Linked DNA regions of Mus musculus: region 2 is linked to region 1. A link is a contact called in ENCODE Hi-C or POLR2A ChIA-PET data. All regions are on one chromosome and are shown on one strand. The core of a region is the stretch at or near the end of the contact, and the rest is flanking DNA. Distances in the headings are between cores, read along the strand shown.

The links. Hi-C counts contacts between places; a loop is a spot of excess contacts on that map. ChIA-PET counts read pairs that join two places held with the same protein, here RNA polymerase II (POLR2A).
Region 2: POLR2A ChIA-PET joins it to region 1 with 35 read pairs in embryonic stem cell. The contact joins the enhancer-like site here to the promoter of 1700047G03Rik in region 1. A Hi-C loop is called at or near these places in 8 of 37 maps with a recorded cell type or tissue (CH12.LX, gastrocnemius, heart and 3 more). POLR2A ChIA-PET finds 5 or more read pairs at or near these places in 4 of 5 experiments (Patski and embryonic stem cell).

What each region holds. Positions count from the first base shown.
Region 1 is chr15:11,961,969-11,969,785 of GRCm38, forward strand. It overlaps 1700047G03Rik (RIKEN cDNA 1700047G03 gene), which reads left to right and starts at 5,094. Exons shown (of 3, transcript NR_040447.1): 1 at 5,094-5,228; 2 at 5,846-5,936; 3 at 7,502-7,817. Gm34618 (a long non-coding RNA gene) reads right to left here and starts at 2,223. Exons shown (of 3, transcript XR_383841.4): 1 at 1,759-2,223. It also overlaps the pseudogene Gm21997.
Region 2 is chr15:12,035,636-12,043,452 of GRCm38, forward strand. No RefSeq gene overlaps it. Among named protein-coding and RNA genes, the nearest start is that of Gm34759, 41 kb to the right of the region's middle. Within about 2 kb of position 4,890, at least 1 of the 3 ENCODE cell types and tissues checked has a DNase peak (open chromatin) inside an H3K27ac peak, as active enhancers do; it is gastrocnemius, where a contact is called at or near this core.

The sequences.
Region 1 (7,817 bases), core at 3,844-6,343:
CATATTTCAGTTTTATAATCTCACCGGACACGGACACAATGGTGACTAGCAAGGACAAATAATCAAAGGCAGATTTGCTTCAGACCCCACTTAGCAAGGACAAATAATCAAAGGCAGATTGCTTCAGGCTCCACCCAAACAGGCTTTAGAGAGTTCCCAAAGCTGGGTGCTGCATATACCTCTACCAAAGTGCACTTTCTCTACTGTCCACTCTTTCTTCTAAAATACAATCTAAACCACTTCTCGTAGACCTTTCTAAGTAAATATCGCATTCTAACCAAGGACTTAAATGTGAGGATATAGCTGATAGCGTCACACAGTGAGCTGGTTTAGTCAGCTAGTTGCCTTCCACAGTCCGACTTGTAATCAGTTCAACTTCCCAGTGGTGAGGAAAGGGGAATTTTATAGAAAGTGTTTTTCAAGTATATGACCACTCTTATTTTTATTTTTGCTTTTGTTTTTTGTTTTGTTTTGTTTTTGTTTTTGTTCTTTGTTTTTTGAGACAGGATTTCTCTGTGTAGCCCTGGCTGTCCTGGAACTCACTCTGTAGACCAGGCTGGCCTCGAACTCAGAAATCCACCTGCCTCTACCTCCCAAGTGCTGGGATTAGGGGCGTACACCACCACCGCCCAGCTTATATGACCACTCTTGGTTTTCACTTTCAGTTCAGTATTCAATAATTGACATAACCAAGTCAATATCGTATTATAAAATATCGTATTATAAAATAATATAAAATTAGATTTTGTTCAACATTAGTGTAATGAAAGTGTTCTGAGCAGGTTATAGATTCTGAGCTAACCACTGGGACCTCAAATTGCAAAGTAAATCCGAGAGCTGCATCTTCCCATCCTAACACTCGGGCATCTCTGGAACTCAGACATCCAGCATGTGCAATTTCCTGAGTCTGACTGTGAGCAAGTTTATCCTTCCCTCAAGACATCCCCACTGCTTAGCTGAGAATTCCTATGGGGAGAGGCATCCTTAAGACTTGAGGTATCCATCCTTGCGCCGGGTACCCTCTGCACCTACTGGAAATCGTGCCATAGACCCTGACTTGTTTTCTCAGTGTTTCCATGAAATGTCCTGACTCTAAAACCAGTGGGACACTGGGCATTGAAGCCCCATTGCCAGAGGAATTTGTGGAATTTTATTCTGTGGAAACAGAGTTACAAAATTTTAAAGCTAGCAGAAACCTTCCAAGTCCAGTCCTGCCAACGGTCAGATGAACCGAAGCCCTTTACTGAGGGCTACTGTACTGTACACCACGGCAAACAATCATCATTATCGCCCAGAGTTTATGGCCTGAACTTGATTTCTACCATCTTAGAGGGTTCTTCTAGGTAGCACCACACCATAAGGTATTCTAGAATATGAAGCGGGATCTTTATTTGTCTGAGTCACAGTTATTCCAGTAACTCAAGCAGATCCTGGTATATAATGAGCTCAGTAAAGAAAAAGGAAGAGTTGGGGGGGGAGGAAGGAAGAGAGGGAAAGGAAGGAAGGAAGAGGGAGAAAGGAGAGGGGGGAGGAAGGAAGAGAGGAGGAGGGAGGGAGGGAGGAAAGGAGGGAGGAAAAAAGGAAGGGAAGGAGGGACAGGACATTGCACTGGGTGGCTGGCAGGGGGTAAAGCATTGCTGAAACTTGGAACAGGAGAAAAATGGGGGCACTTGCTCAGGTTTCTCTCAGCCCTTTAGCCCCATATTTCTCATATCAATAATAACAATATCATTCCGATCACTAACCTTAGTATCTTACCTTTCAGAAAATAAGTTGAATGATTTGACACCAAGTGGCACGCCACTGTGAGGATTCATAGAACACTGTGAAGTTTTTGGTTGAGCTTTAATTCCATTTTCTATTGTATATTAAGTTGAAAGTACTGTTGAAGAAAAGCTTAGCTTATTAGAGCCTTTGACTCAGTCAGTCCGATGCCAGGAGGAGAGTTGTTGGGAAACAACTTGGAGCTGCCATATCAAAGGCCCAGTGTCCACCAAGGCAACTCCAGTGCCAGCAATGTGGGCAACTCACATGGGGACAGGATTCCTGCTGTCGGACTCTTGCAGCACCGTGCCCAAATGGATTCCAATTCCAGTGGCATCCAGTTAGCAACCTGCCCCTCAGATAGGTCTCAAATTTTTCAGTGTGCCCAAGTATGGGCTGATTCTCAAAGCCGGTTCCAAGGGTGATAAGAAATGTGTGTATAAAATAGTCTGGGTCCATTCCATGACTCATCATCCTCAGAAATCACGCATGCTCCTGTGGCCAGAAACATCGTCTGGAAAGAGGAAACTGGCACTCGGGACATGACCATTCATTGACCTCTGTGCGCTGGGCTTACCACACATACTGTGGTCTGAATCTGACTCATGAGAGCCCAGGCTGGACCCTCTCACAGCTGACCTACACTACAGAAGGCCAGTAGCAAGTTCAGATCAGCCATGCTCACACTACACGCTATCGTGCTGTCAAGTGGGATACTTGGTACTTGAAGACCTCGTGGATCAGCTGAAGGGCCAGAAATCAAGTACATCAAGAAGTCTGAGTCTGGTGCCATGGTAAGAGGAGGGCAAGCAGTAGACGGGGGAGCAGAAGCAGGAGGCCCGTAGCACCGAGTTCAGTGTGGCCTGGGCCCACTATATTTGTCTTCCAGCCAGCACCATGGCCAGCTGCTCCTAGGATGGTAATGTACTCACCTGGACATGGGCACTGTTACCACAAGGTTGCTACATGGAGGGAGGGAGACACAACCTGGTCTATCACAGCTAGCACCCTTGCTGTCTTATGCAGAGACAGTAAGGTGACCCGGTGGAAGGAGTTGATGGACAGGAAGTGTGAGTACACCGGTGGTGTCAGCAAGGGCTGGGGTTCTGTGTCAGCATCAGCAGAGCCGGGAGTGGCATCGGGCAGGCTTTGAAACCCCGTGTGCCATTCGCAGGATGACATTGTAAGACAGCTAACCTGACACATGAAAAGAAGAGCTCTCGCCTGCACTGAGAGTACTTTCCCAGGAACAGTTATAAACATGACCAGATTGACAGTGCATCTTGCTGAACATGACTCCTTGTGGTCTATAATCCACTGCTCAGCTGAAAGAGCTCATAAAGAGGAAACTAAAACGACTTCAAATCTATTATTTAGGATGCATAATCCCAGCACTTGGGAGGCAGAGGCAGGCGGATTTCTGAGTTTGAGGCCAGCCTGGTCTACAGACTGAGTTCCAGGACAGCCAGGACTACACAGAGAAATCCTGTCTTGAAAAACCAAAAAAAAAAAAAAAAAGATGCTTGGGCCAATGTTGTGTACCGTCAGTTCATAGCTTGTGGGAGGGGGGGTTTCCTAAGTAATTAAATAGGATGGGAGAGTGATCTGGCTGTAGCATCTGTCACTCTGTTGATTGCCAGAGTCGCTTTGACTTATCTGGCTGGCTAGGCTGGTATCCCTTCCAAAGCCATTCTGTTGGCTGGACCTTCCCCAGTAGAGGGGGGCCAAGGGTATTCAAGTAGCTTTCATCTCTTGATAGACCCTCCAAATAAACTCTCAAAACACAAAGTAATTAAATAAGATCATTTTGTTTATGGGACCAGAGACATGGCTCAGCACTTGCCAAGACCTGCATTGTGGAAGAAGGGAACCATCATAAGTTGTCCTCTGACCTCCACATGCTCGCTGCGACATGGGCAGGCATGCTTGTGTACTCTCTGTATCTCTGTATCTCTATCTCTCTCTTTCCCCCTCATTCATGTGCACATGTGTGTGTGCACATTAAACAAATACAATAAAAAAAAAATTTTGAAGTCGGGCTGGTGAGCTGGCTCTGGATAAGAGCACTGACTGCTCTTCCAAAGGTCCTGAGCTCAGATCACAGCAACCACATGGTGGCTCACAACCATCCATAATGAGATCTGACGCCCTCTTCAGGTGTGCCTGAAGCTACAGTGTACTTATATATAATAAATAAATAAATCTTTGGGCTAGAGTGAGCATGGCCAGAATAAGCAGAGGTCCTGAATTCAATTCCCAGCAACCACAAGATGGCTCACAACCATCTGTACAGCTACAGTATACTCATATATACATAAAATAAATAGATTAAAAATATTTTTTTTTAAAAAAAGAGTATGGATATCAACCCATGACATTACTTCTGTGGAGAAAAGTGTTCACATTGGGTGCCTTAAAAAATAATAATAAGTCAAAAAAGTCTCTGACTCACCGAGCAGGGGTGGCACACACCTTTGATCCCAGCACCAGAGGCAAGCAGATCTTTAGCTCCAGCCCAGCCTGATCTACAGAGCTAGTTCTAGGACAGCCAGGGCTCCACAGAGAAACCCTATCTCAAAAGAAAAAAGAAAAGTCAAAATAATAAGCAACCATTTTATCATGTTTAGAAGGTAAGGATTAGGCTTATTTTAGAGCCTAAAAGCAATGCTGAATTATTAAAACAGGACTTATGAAACTATGAATAAAATAAGCAGGTGGTACCCCATTGTTTGTCTAGTTTGTTCTTGGTTTTGCTTTCCATTTAGTTTGGTTTGGTTTTTCCACGAGTGATGAAAAAATTTTATCCAAGGTCTGACCGTGGCTTTGCTGCCACCTTCTGGCAAAAAAGTGAACACCTTAGGCTATTTGATGACACCGAGTTTCTATAATTTTGTTTAAATTGTGCATTTATTTCAGTTCATCTACTACCACTAAAAATGAAATTTGTTAAAAAGGTAGAGGGAGCACCGAGGGAAAAAAGGTCTTCTTCCAACACATAAGAAAATTCCATTTCTAAACTGTTTTTAATACTGAGTGCCCAGCAGTGGCAGGAAAAGAAAAATGGTGGCCACAAATATAAGCAGAAAATTTGGACGAGAAGGTTAAGGAAAGCCCGTGTGTTGGTTTGAATGAGAATGTCCCCCGCAGGCTCTGTCATTCTGCCCCAGTTGGTGTCGCTGTTCATGATGTGTAAATGTAGTGTCGCTGAAGGAGGCATGTAACTGAGGTGGGGGGTATTGGCAGCTGGGGGTATTGATGAGTGGGAGGGGCATTGGTGGGAGGGTAGGCTTCAAGAGTAAAGAGTTTCCCCTGCTTCCGATCTAACCCCTATGCTTCCTGCTTTAACCGCTATGGAATGGGCTGTTAGGAAGCCACCTTGGAACAAGATCGCCGAGGCAAAGAGTTTGAGGAATGTATCTCATCTCTCATCCCTTCTTCTCTGCCTGCTTCCTGGCTGCCAAGAGGTGATGCTCTGCCCCTCCACTTCCTCCTACCACGATGCCTTGCCCCGGGGCTCAGAGGCAGTGGAGCCAGCCAGCCGTGGACTGAAACCTTTCCTCCCTTTAAGTTCGTGTCTCAGCTATTTAGTCACAGGGATAGGAAGCTGACCAGCACATGGTGTCCTGCTTGCTAGGGAGGAACGTGTTCCCTGAGGTCCTCTAGGGCGGCGTTTCTCAACCTTCCTGACAACGCTGCCACCCTTCAAAACAGCTCCTCCTCTTGGGGTGACACCAACCATAAAGGTATTTTCATGGCTACTTCATAACCGTGAATGCCTGTGTTTTCCTATGTTCTCAGGTGACCCCTCAAACCCCAAAGGGGCCACGACCCACAAGTTGAGAACCGTTGCTCTAGAGCACTGGACCAATTTAGGTAAATGGACAAGAAAGCCTTAGTGGTTTGAATGAGATGTGTCCCATAGCGTAGAGTAGTTAAACACTTGGTCCCAGGTTGGTGGTGCAGCAAGAGAGGCTTAGGAAGGGGTGTGCACATGCTGAAGGAGGTACGTCACTGGGGGCGGGCTTTGAGAGTTTAAAGAATTAAGCCACGCCAAGTTTCCTCTCTTTCCTTTTTGCTTCAGGTTCCCTCGGCTTTCTGTCCATTCCTAATTGTGACTGTTGCTTGCCGTCATGCCTCTCTCCTCCAGCATGGACTCTAACCCTCTAGAAACTGTAAGTCCAAATAAACTTCCTTCTACACATTGCCTCGGCCATGGTATTTCATCACAGCAGCAGGAAAGCCACAGATAGAATAGGGACACGGTATGAGATCATCTTATTCGCAATTCTCTATATCACAGGGTGACTAGTACTGTAATGAAATACCATGACCAAAGCAACTTGGGGAGGAAAGGGTTTATTCCACTTACACAGCACCGTTCATCACTAAAGGCATGCAAGACAGGAACACAACCAGAGCAGGATCCTGGAGGCAGGAGCTGATGCAGACGCCATGGAGGGAGGCTGCTTACTGGTTTGCTTCCCATGGCTTGCTCAGCCAGCTTTCTTATAGAACCCAGAACACCAGCCCAGGGATGGCACCACCCACAACGGTCTAGGCCCTCCCCAAGAAACCACTAAGAAAATGCCATACAGCTGGGTGTTACAGAAGCATTTTCTCAATTGAGTTCCCTCCTTTCAGATGACTCTATCTTGTGTCAAGTTGACATGAAACTAACCAAGACACACTATAAAAATGATATTGTGTGGGACAGGCATGGTGACACCTTTAATCCTAGCACTCAGGAGTCAGAGGCAGGTGGATCTCTGTAATTCCAAGGCTAGACAAGGAAACATATCTCGTATACACACACACACACACACACACACACACACACACACACACTGACATCTTGCAGAATAAATGGCCAGTTCTTTATAAAGGTCACATGAAGGGGGCTAGAGAAACTACTCAGTGATTTAGAGCACAGGCTGTCTTGCAGACAACTGGGGTTCAGTCCCCAGCACCCACATGATGGCTCACGACCAACTATAACTCCAGTTCTAAGAGAGTTAATACACTTTCTTGGGGGGGGGGGGCTTCTTGGGCATCAAGAACACACACCAAACAAGCAAACATCCTTTTTTTTTTTTTTTTTTTTTTTTTGATTAAAAAAAGGGTGTGCATGGAGTTAGCCACAACAGTGAAGTAAGGTGAACTATGAGTCCATTCACCTGACCAGGAACTAGATAGATCCCTTGTATAAACCACTCTGTCCATAGTCCCGCTAAGGGGGGATAAGTAAGCCAGGGTATACACCAATTTACTCATCCATCCATCCATCCATCCATCCAACCACGGGGTACCGCTGGGACTTAACGTGCTTTGAAAGAGGAAGCTGCCACCCACGGTACAACAGCAGCTGCATTTTTTTATAAAGATTTTATGTATGTGAGTACGCTGTCTCTCTGTCTTCAGACACACCAGACGAGGTGTGTGTCCCACTACAGATGGTTGTGAGCCACCGTGCGGTTGCTGGAAATTGAACTCAGGAGCTCTGGAAGAGCAGTCAGTGTTCTTAACCTCTGGGCTGTTTCTCCAGGCCCAGCAGCTCTCTCTTAAACCGTCTGCTCAACTTTCTCCAAGACAGCACTGGCAAACCTTAAGGCATTCCCACATCACCTGGTGATCGTGTTGACAGAGGAAGCCTAGGATGAGACCTGAAATCTGTATTTCTAATAAGCTCCCCCACGGAAGGATACTTCCCAGTCTAATCAGCTATTTTTTTTCTTTCCAGTCATATTTCACCTCAGACTATGAGGAGGAAACAACGAAGTCATAGAGTCCGTCTGCCTTTCCTGATTCCCCAGCTATCAGCGGCACAATTTTCACATGAGGCTTTCTGAGCCCCTGAAAACCGCGCTGCTTCACGCCCGTCTCTTTGTGGATTCCATCTGGAGAGCCAACATGATCACTGCCTCTTCGTGGAGTGTCAGCCTCACAGTGTTTTACTGATACAGAGAAACTCCTGTGAATGGAATAAAAGCCTCGAAATCCAGAATACTCACTCCCCATGTGAGGCCACAGCACCAGATCATAGCAGCGACAGTGGT
Region 2 (7,817 bases), core at 3,640-6,139, 73 kb after region 1:
GGTTTGAATGGGGATGTTTGAATGCTTGGTCCCCAGTTAGTGGAAGCGTTTGGGAAGGATTAGGGGGTGTGGCCTTGTTGGAAGAGGTGTTCTCACTGGGGTGAATGCCAGGCCCGGTCTCTCTCTCTCTCTCTCTCTCTCTCTCTCTCTCTCTCTCTCTCTCTCTCTCTCCCTCCCTCCCTCCCTCCCTCCCTCCCTCCCTCCCTCCCTCCCTCCCTCCCTCTGATGGAGAGAGCAGAGAACAACTCTAGGGAGTGACCATTTGATTGCTATCTTTACGGGATCCCTAATGGAAGTCTGGTCTTCAGGCCAGCAGAAGGTCCCTGTGCCAGACGTCTCACTAATTCTGAAAGTTTTTCTATGACTTTCTTGAGGAACTTGTGCTTACTCCTTGCCTTGAGTGCGCACTTCAGCTCTTCTCTTAGTAAACTCAACATTTCCCTTTACTTAATGACTCCCAGAACTTAGGGGGCAGAAGCGCTAGATTTCTGTGAGTTCTAAGGCCAGCCTGTTCTACAGAGTGAGTTCCAGAACAGCCGGGGCTACACAGAGAAACCCTGTCTCAAAAAAAAAAAAAACAAAAAAAACCAAAACCAAAACCAAAACCAAAACCAAAACCAAAACCAAAACCAAAAACCAAAAACCAAAAAACAAAACAAACAAACAACAAAAAACATCCTTCTTAGCTCTCTGTGGTAGTGCACAGCTTTAACCCTAGCACTCTGGAGGCAGAGACAAGCAGATCTCTGTGAGTTTTAGGACAGCCAGAGCTACACAGAGAAACCCTGTCTCAAACAAACAAACAAACAACCCCCCCCAAAAAAACAAAAAAACAGAAACAAAAAAAAATAAAATAAAACAGCTCCCTTCTTTACTTAGTAGCCACAAGTTTGCTTCATCCTGACTTGTAGCTTTGTTTCTGCTGCTGAGATTAAAATACCCTGACAAATTGAGACTGGGGGGGGGGGGGGCAAGTATGTTCTTTAGCTCACCGTTCAGGTCACAGCCCACCCTTACGGTGAAGACACCGCTGCAGGAGCTTGAGACAACTGGCTGGCCACATCTCAGGCAGGCAGGCAGAGAGAAACGAATGCACACATGTTCAGCTTCCTAGTGCTCAAGGAGATTTCTCTGCTCCTCCACAGTTCAGGGCCACCCCCACCCCCTCCACACCCACCACCTCTACTCCTCCACCCTCACCTAGGACATAGTGCTACTCACAATCCCCACAGACATGGCCACAGGCCAACTCAGTGTGGGCAGTGCCTTGCTGAGATGCCTTTACCAAATGATTATAGACTGTGGCAATTGGACAGTTAAAGCTAAGGATCTCACAGACTCAGTCGGGATTCTTTCCTGAAGCATAAGCCAAGATCCGATCCAGCAACGCCTGGGTGACAACAGTGAGCTCCGTCTCCCACTGCTACTTTGGGGTCTAATCTGGGACCCTCTGAAGCTTTGTTGACTGGTGCAATTGGCCTTCTGGATCCAACCAAGTAAGATAAAAGGACTAAGAAGCTCGGTGATGTTTTGAATCTTGTCCTCTCAGGTCAGCTAAAGCCCAGAGGACAACCAGCCTCTCTAGGATGGTGCTACAGCTCTCGTAAATTAAGGAAATCCGAGGAAAGGTACCCCAGTGGCTAGAGGCTGATGCAACACGGGACTGCACGACAGTAAGACACCATGTGACCACTCAAACTCAAACAGTGAAGACACAGGAGAGCTCCAAACCTGCTGGGACCAGCAAGGCTGTGACAGTGTTAACTGTCCTTTGTTTCACTATAAAGGCTTCCCTGCACCAGGAGTTGAGCAATATGCAAGCTTGTTCAGAAAACCTGGGGAGGTCGGTGCAGGAATGGAAGCAGAAGCCACGGAGGAACACTGCCCCCTGGCTTACTCGGGTAACTTGTTTAGCTTACTTTGTGATACAACCAAGAACCTCCAGTCCAGGTACAGTACCACTCCTGATGGGTTTCCTCCTCCCTCTCCCCCTTCAGGTAAGATCATTCAGGTTAGAGCATAGAGGAGGAGCGAACCCATTCTTGGAATTTTCCCCACTTTTTCCTACGTTAATTCACGAATGATCCTCCCCTCAGTTAAAATGAGTTCATAAAGTGGGCCGTCCGAGATCCAGCTCACTTCTTAAGAGCACATGCCTGCTTCTTGCATTTCATGTATGCTACCATTAATTGTCTTAATAAAATTCCACGTTTCTATTGGCTTAATCAGCTTCTTCTCCACTTAATACCGCCTGGCTTTTGGCAGGGAGGTAAGACAGCATCTGAGTCTGTAGCTCAGGCTAGCTTAAAACTCACTGTGTAGCCTAGGCTCACCCCAGACTTGTAGCTATCCTCCTGCCTCAGCTTCCCACATACTGGGACTTCAGATGTGAGCCATGATACCTGACAGTAGCCCAACTCTGCAACAGCAAAAATAGCTGGTAGAGCAGCTGTTCAGAAGCCAATGGTGTGGTTATCTGGGTTTGATTCTCTCTCTCTCTCTCTCTCTCTCTCTCTCTCTCTCTCTCTCTCTCTCTCTCTCTCTTTCTGTTGTTTTTGTTGTTTGTTTGTTTGTCGAGACAGGGTTTCTCTGTGTAGCCCTGACTGTCCTGAAACTCACTCTGTAGGCCAGGCTGGCCTCAAACTCGGAAATCCGCCTGCCTCTGCCACTCAAGCGCTAGGATTAAAGACATGTGCCACCAGCCTGCTTCTCAGGGAAGCTGGGAGTCTTTATGGCAAGGAGCCCAGTTAGAAATGTAAAGCAACAAAACAAGAGAGAGGTTGGGGGCGGAGCCAGCAGGGGCGGAGCCAGCAGGGGGCGGAGCCAGCAGGGTCAAAGCAAGAGGGAGAAGGGAAGCGGGAAAGAGGGGGGAGGGGCGGTTGGGCATGGTGGGACATGCTTGTAAATCCAGTGCTTAAAGGACTGAAGCAGGAGGATTCTGAGTTCAAGAACAGCCTGGGCTGTACAGTGAGACCCTGACTCCAAAATAAAAATAACAGCAAAAATAAATAAAACAGCAGGGGAGCGGATAGTGAGACAGCGAGTGTGCCTAGGACAGGGTGTATATATAATCATCAAAGTTAAAATCAGGGCAGCCCTGGCAGCCAAGCACAGCGGTCCAATGAGTCCTGCTGATGGAGCTGAATTCATGACGCACCTTCGCCTGGTCTCCTGCCATGTTTCCGTTGAAGATTTATGTTTCCGTTGTTGTTGTTGTTGTTGTTGTTGTTAATAATTGGTGTGCAGGGGTAGCAGTAGCGCCTGCAATATACAAAAATGTCACAAGCTGGGCATGGTGGTCACACTTGTGATTTCAGCACAAAAGAGGCTGAGGCTGGAGGTTTTCTGTAAGGTTGAGGCTTGCCTGGATTACATGGTAAATTTCAGGCCAGCTTGGGCTACAGTTTGAGACCTTGTCTTAAATAACGAAAAGAGAGAAAGGAAAAGGAGGAGGGAGGGACAGAGGGAGGAGGGAGGGAAGGAGGAGGGGGGAGGGTGGTAGAGGGGAGGGAGGGAGGGACAGAGGGAGTTCTCCTTCTGCTGACTTCTGAGCCTGTTGTTGGAACATTAGTGCTCAGGGGACATTGAAACAGCACACTGCTCTAAGGGGAAACAAAACCATTCTTTACAATTTACTTGGTAACTCTGGGGGAAATTCCAAGGCTGATGGGTTTATTTCTCTCATGAGTTAAAACTGAAAGCCCCAACCCTTGGTGAAGAAGATGGAGCCTGCTGTGGCTGAGTTCTCTGTGTGGTAGGCTTCAGAGCCTCTCTCTCATCTGCATTGCTTCTCAGCGGACGAGAAGCCATCTTGAACAGCACCCGCAATTACCAATGCTATCTAGGCCCAGAGTGAATGCTGGTTGCCATGGCGCTGCTTTTAAAAGTTAAAATCAGGGCAGCACCGGCAGCCAAGCACATCCGTCCAATGAGTCCTGCTGGATGGAGCTGAATTCATGCCGCACCTTCGCCTGGTCTCCTGCCATGTCGAAGATTTATGTTTCCGTTGTTGTTGTTAATAATTGGTGTGCAGGGTGTTAATAATTCCTGTGCTGAAGCATTTTGTCACACTGTCATATGCTGCCCCCCTGCACGGGGACCACATTTCTCTCATCCTGCTGTTTGCTGACTGATGCTTCAGCCCGGCACCAGATATTGTGCTCCATCACCCAATGAGCAAGTACATGTGGACGCCACACCCCCTGCCTCGCCCATCTATAAGGTACAAGGGTTGGAAACACCTGCACTAGGAGACCAGCGACCTAGATTTCTACTCCCAGTTCTCCACTGCATGCCTTTGGCAGAGGCTTTAATCTTTCTGTGCCTTGGGCGCCTCATCTGCACCGTGGAAAAGACGGCAGTCTGTCTCCATAGTCTCTCCCTGACGTAGTCACACTCTGATCACGCGTGCCTCTTCCCAGCCTCAGAGGCTCAGCTGAGCGCTGCCATCCGAATGCAATTGAGGCAATTCCTGTAAACTCTTGCGCAGCCCTCCCAGGATGACTCTTTCTGAAACTCCCCTCTAGGACCTCAGGGCTGTAAGGGATTTGTTTTGAGTTAATTCCCTGGCAAGATGCCACTTGTCAAGAGATTCCCCCCCCCCCCAACACACACACACACACACACACACACACACACATACACACACACACTGATGCGCTCAAGGGAGATGCTCTGCTCTGCTCAGGTCATTATTTGCTTTGAAAATGCTTTCTTCTCAAAGTCCCTGATTAGTGCTTTGGCCTCAGAGTTAACTCTCTACCCCAAGAACGCAAGATCTAAATTTAGAGAATGGCCGTCGTGGGAAGCTGGCCTGCAGACCTGATTTCCAGAGGAGTGTCTTAGGGGAGCGAGGGCAGGAGAAGATGGCTCTGTTACCTGTCTAGCCAGCATGCAGCTGAGCTCGCTGGCCAGAATACAAATGAGGTCATCTTTCCGTTTCTGCTTGTTTTGCCAGGCCTCTGGTGTTCACATGCTGGCTGCAGAAGCTGGGCTCCCACCTTCAAATTCTCCTTCCCACCCTCACTTATTTCTGGAAATCCCTAGTTGGGGTTTTACAGCTACAAAACCAAAAGGGTGGCCAAGAAACTCAGTTGACAAAGACAGCAGGGTGCTTGGTACAGATACCCTAATATCAGGTGTGGTGGGGTGATAGGGGGGATCTTGGGCCTCGATTACAATTCTTTGTGGCTGTTTTTGGACTGTTTGTTTGTTTGTTTGTTTCGTTGTTTTGGGCAAGGCCTAATGTGTTTCGGGCTGGCTTTGAACTCACTAGGTAGCCAAAGATGACCTTGAACACCTATTCTTGCCAGAACCTCTTGAGTATATATATACATACATACATACATACATACATACATACATATATATAAAATCTTATGTAGCCCAGGCTAACCTCAAGCTCTTTCTCCTGCCTCTGCATCTGGAGGGGCTAAGGTGATAGGTTTGTGGCCACTCAGCTGATCATCCTGATAATATGGGCTGTACATATCAGTTTTCCTGATAAGGAGCAAGGAAAACTCTGGCCAGACTTCAGGGAAGGCAAGACACTGGCTGGCTCTTGAAGACCGGATGCTGGGACGAATGATGACGGTCTGAGGGAATGAGGGAATGATGTAGTGAAGCAGGCATCTAGTGCACTGCTCCTGGGTAACAGAGCTGTGCAAACCAGCCTCCAGTTGGTCTGCTTGCTCGTGTTGCTTAGTGTCCAAAGCTTATTATTATGGCAAAAAGATAATTGCATGTCCTTTCCATGTCATGCCTGAGCGTTGTGTGGCAAGCCCACTCATTCTGGAGAATTAACTTCTAGTTAACTTATTAATTATTATTATTATTATTATTATTATTATTATTAAAGACCAGATTCTGTGAAGTTAGCATTCTGTTACGTATGCCAATGACTCCCAGTCAATAGAAAAGATAACTCCAAAGACTACAGCTGATTAGCCTATAGGAGAGTTACCAGACTTCTAACCCTGGCTAACTTATTTCAGAAGGCCTTCCCTATCTCTGAGACAGGCACACATAAGGAATGGCTTAGCAATTTAGGATTCCACTTGGCATGGCCCATGCATACACCCCTCTTGAACAATGCAGCTAAGCAACCTGTTAGTAACCAAAGCCCCCCTTGTGTGAGTTGAGTCTCTAGTTCAGTTGCTTTAAACAGTAGGAGTTAATCACTCACTTTAATAACTACTTGATAACGATCCAGGAACTACAAAAATGGGTTGATCTGGCCTAGACTAGTGTTGGTACAAACATAATAAGGCAGACTATGTTCTTCAAAGTGAACTTTTAGGGATATTCCCCTCTCTACCATTTTATGGCTGTACATAAGTGGATGTACACATGATTAAAATGCATTACGGGAAGTGTCTTAGTCACTATTCTTTTGCTGTGGAAAGACACTGTGACCATGGCAACTCTTAAAAAGAAAAACATGTAGTCAGAGATGATTTACAGTTTCAGAAGTTTAGTCCATTATCATCATGGCCCGGAACATGGTGGCATACAGGCAGATGTGTCGCTGGAGAAGGAGCTGAGAGTTCTACATTCCGATCTACAGGCAGTAGGAAGAGCAAGCCACTGGATCCAGATTAGGATTTTGAAACCTCAAAGTTCACACCCAGTAACACACTTCTCTAACAAAGCCATGCCACCTAATCCTTCTCAGGTAGTGTCGCTGCCTGATGGCTAAGCACTCAAATATATGAGCCTCTGGGGGCACTTATTCAAACCACGGCAGGAAGGGACATGCACAATAGAGGAAGTGGTTATATCACTAAATCTGTCAATCCCAACTATGTCCCTTCACAAACAATCTTGAACCCCATAAAAAGAAGCCCCAAATAGTAATTGGGGCCTTTGAGTATCTTCATTCACGTGTCCTCTCTCAACCTCAACACTTAATTTCTGATCCATCCTCTTGCTATGCTTTGAATAAAATCCCCTCACTACTTTGCCATGTGAATGAACTTTTGTTCCATTCTTGAGGCCCAAGGCCTGGAAACATTTATCCCAGATCCCAATCACCAGTAACCACTCTGTAGAGACTTCTGTTCTATGAAGTCTCACTGGACCAATTTTGTAACCACTCCCCTCGTCCTCCTAGTTTCCCTCTCTTTCAGTGCCGGCCTACCACTCAGGTGTACCAGTCCTTGTGAGCTGCTGGATGGCTCGCAACGCAAGTTTATTGTCTTGATGGTTCTTTTTAATAAATGATATAAATAAATTTGGGGGTACATGTTTATCATACATTTCACAACAGCCATGTTTTTTTAAAAAGATTGATTTTATTTATTGTATGTAGATGAGTACACTGTAGCTGTCTTCAGACACACCAGAAGAGGGCATCAGATCCCATTACAGATGGTTGTGAGCCACCATGTGCTTGCTGGGATTTGAACTCAGGACCTCTGGAAGAGCAGTCAGTTCTTAACCACTGAACCATCTCTCCAGCCCCCAACAGTCATTTTTTTTTACTGTTGGAAAATTATCCCTTGGTACTTATCCAAATAATAATACTTCTTTTTTTTTTTTTTTTTTTTTTTTTGGTTTTTCGAGACAGGGCTTCTCTGTGTAGCCCTGGCTGTCCTGGAACTCACTCTGTAGACCAGGCTGGCCTCGAACTCAGAAATCCACCTGCCTCTGCCTCCCTTGTGCTGGGATTAAAGGTGTGTGCCACCACGCCCGGCTATAATAATACTTTTTTTTTAAAGGAAAGGTATATTTTATTCACAAATACTGTTAAAACCCAGACATATAATAATACTTCTTGATCAACTATTACATCTGCCTAAGTCCATCAAAGCTGCTAT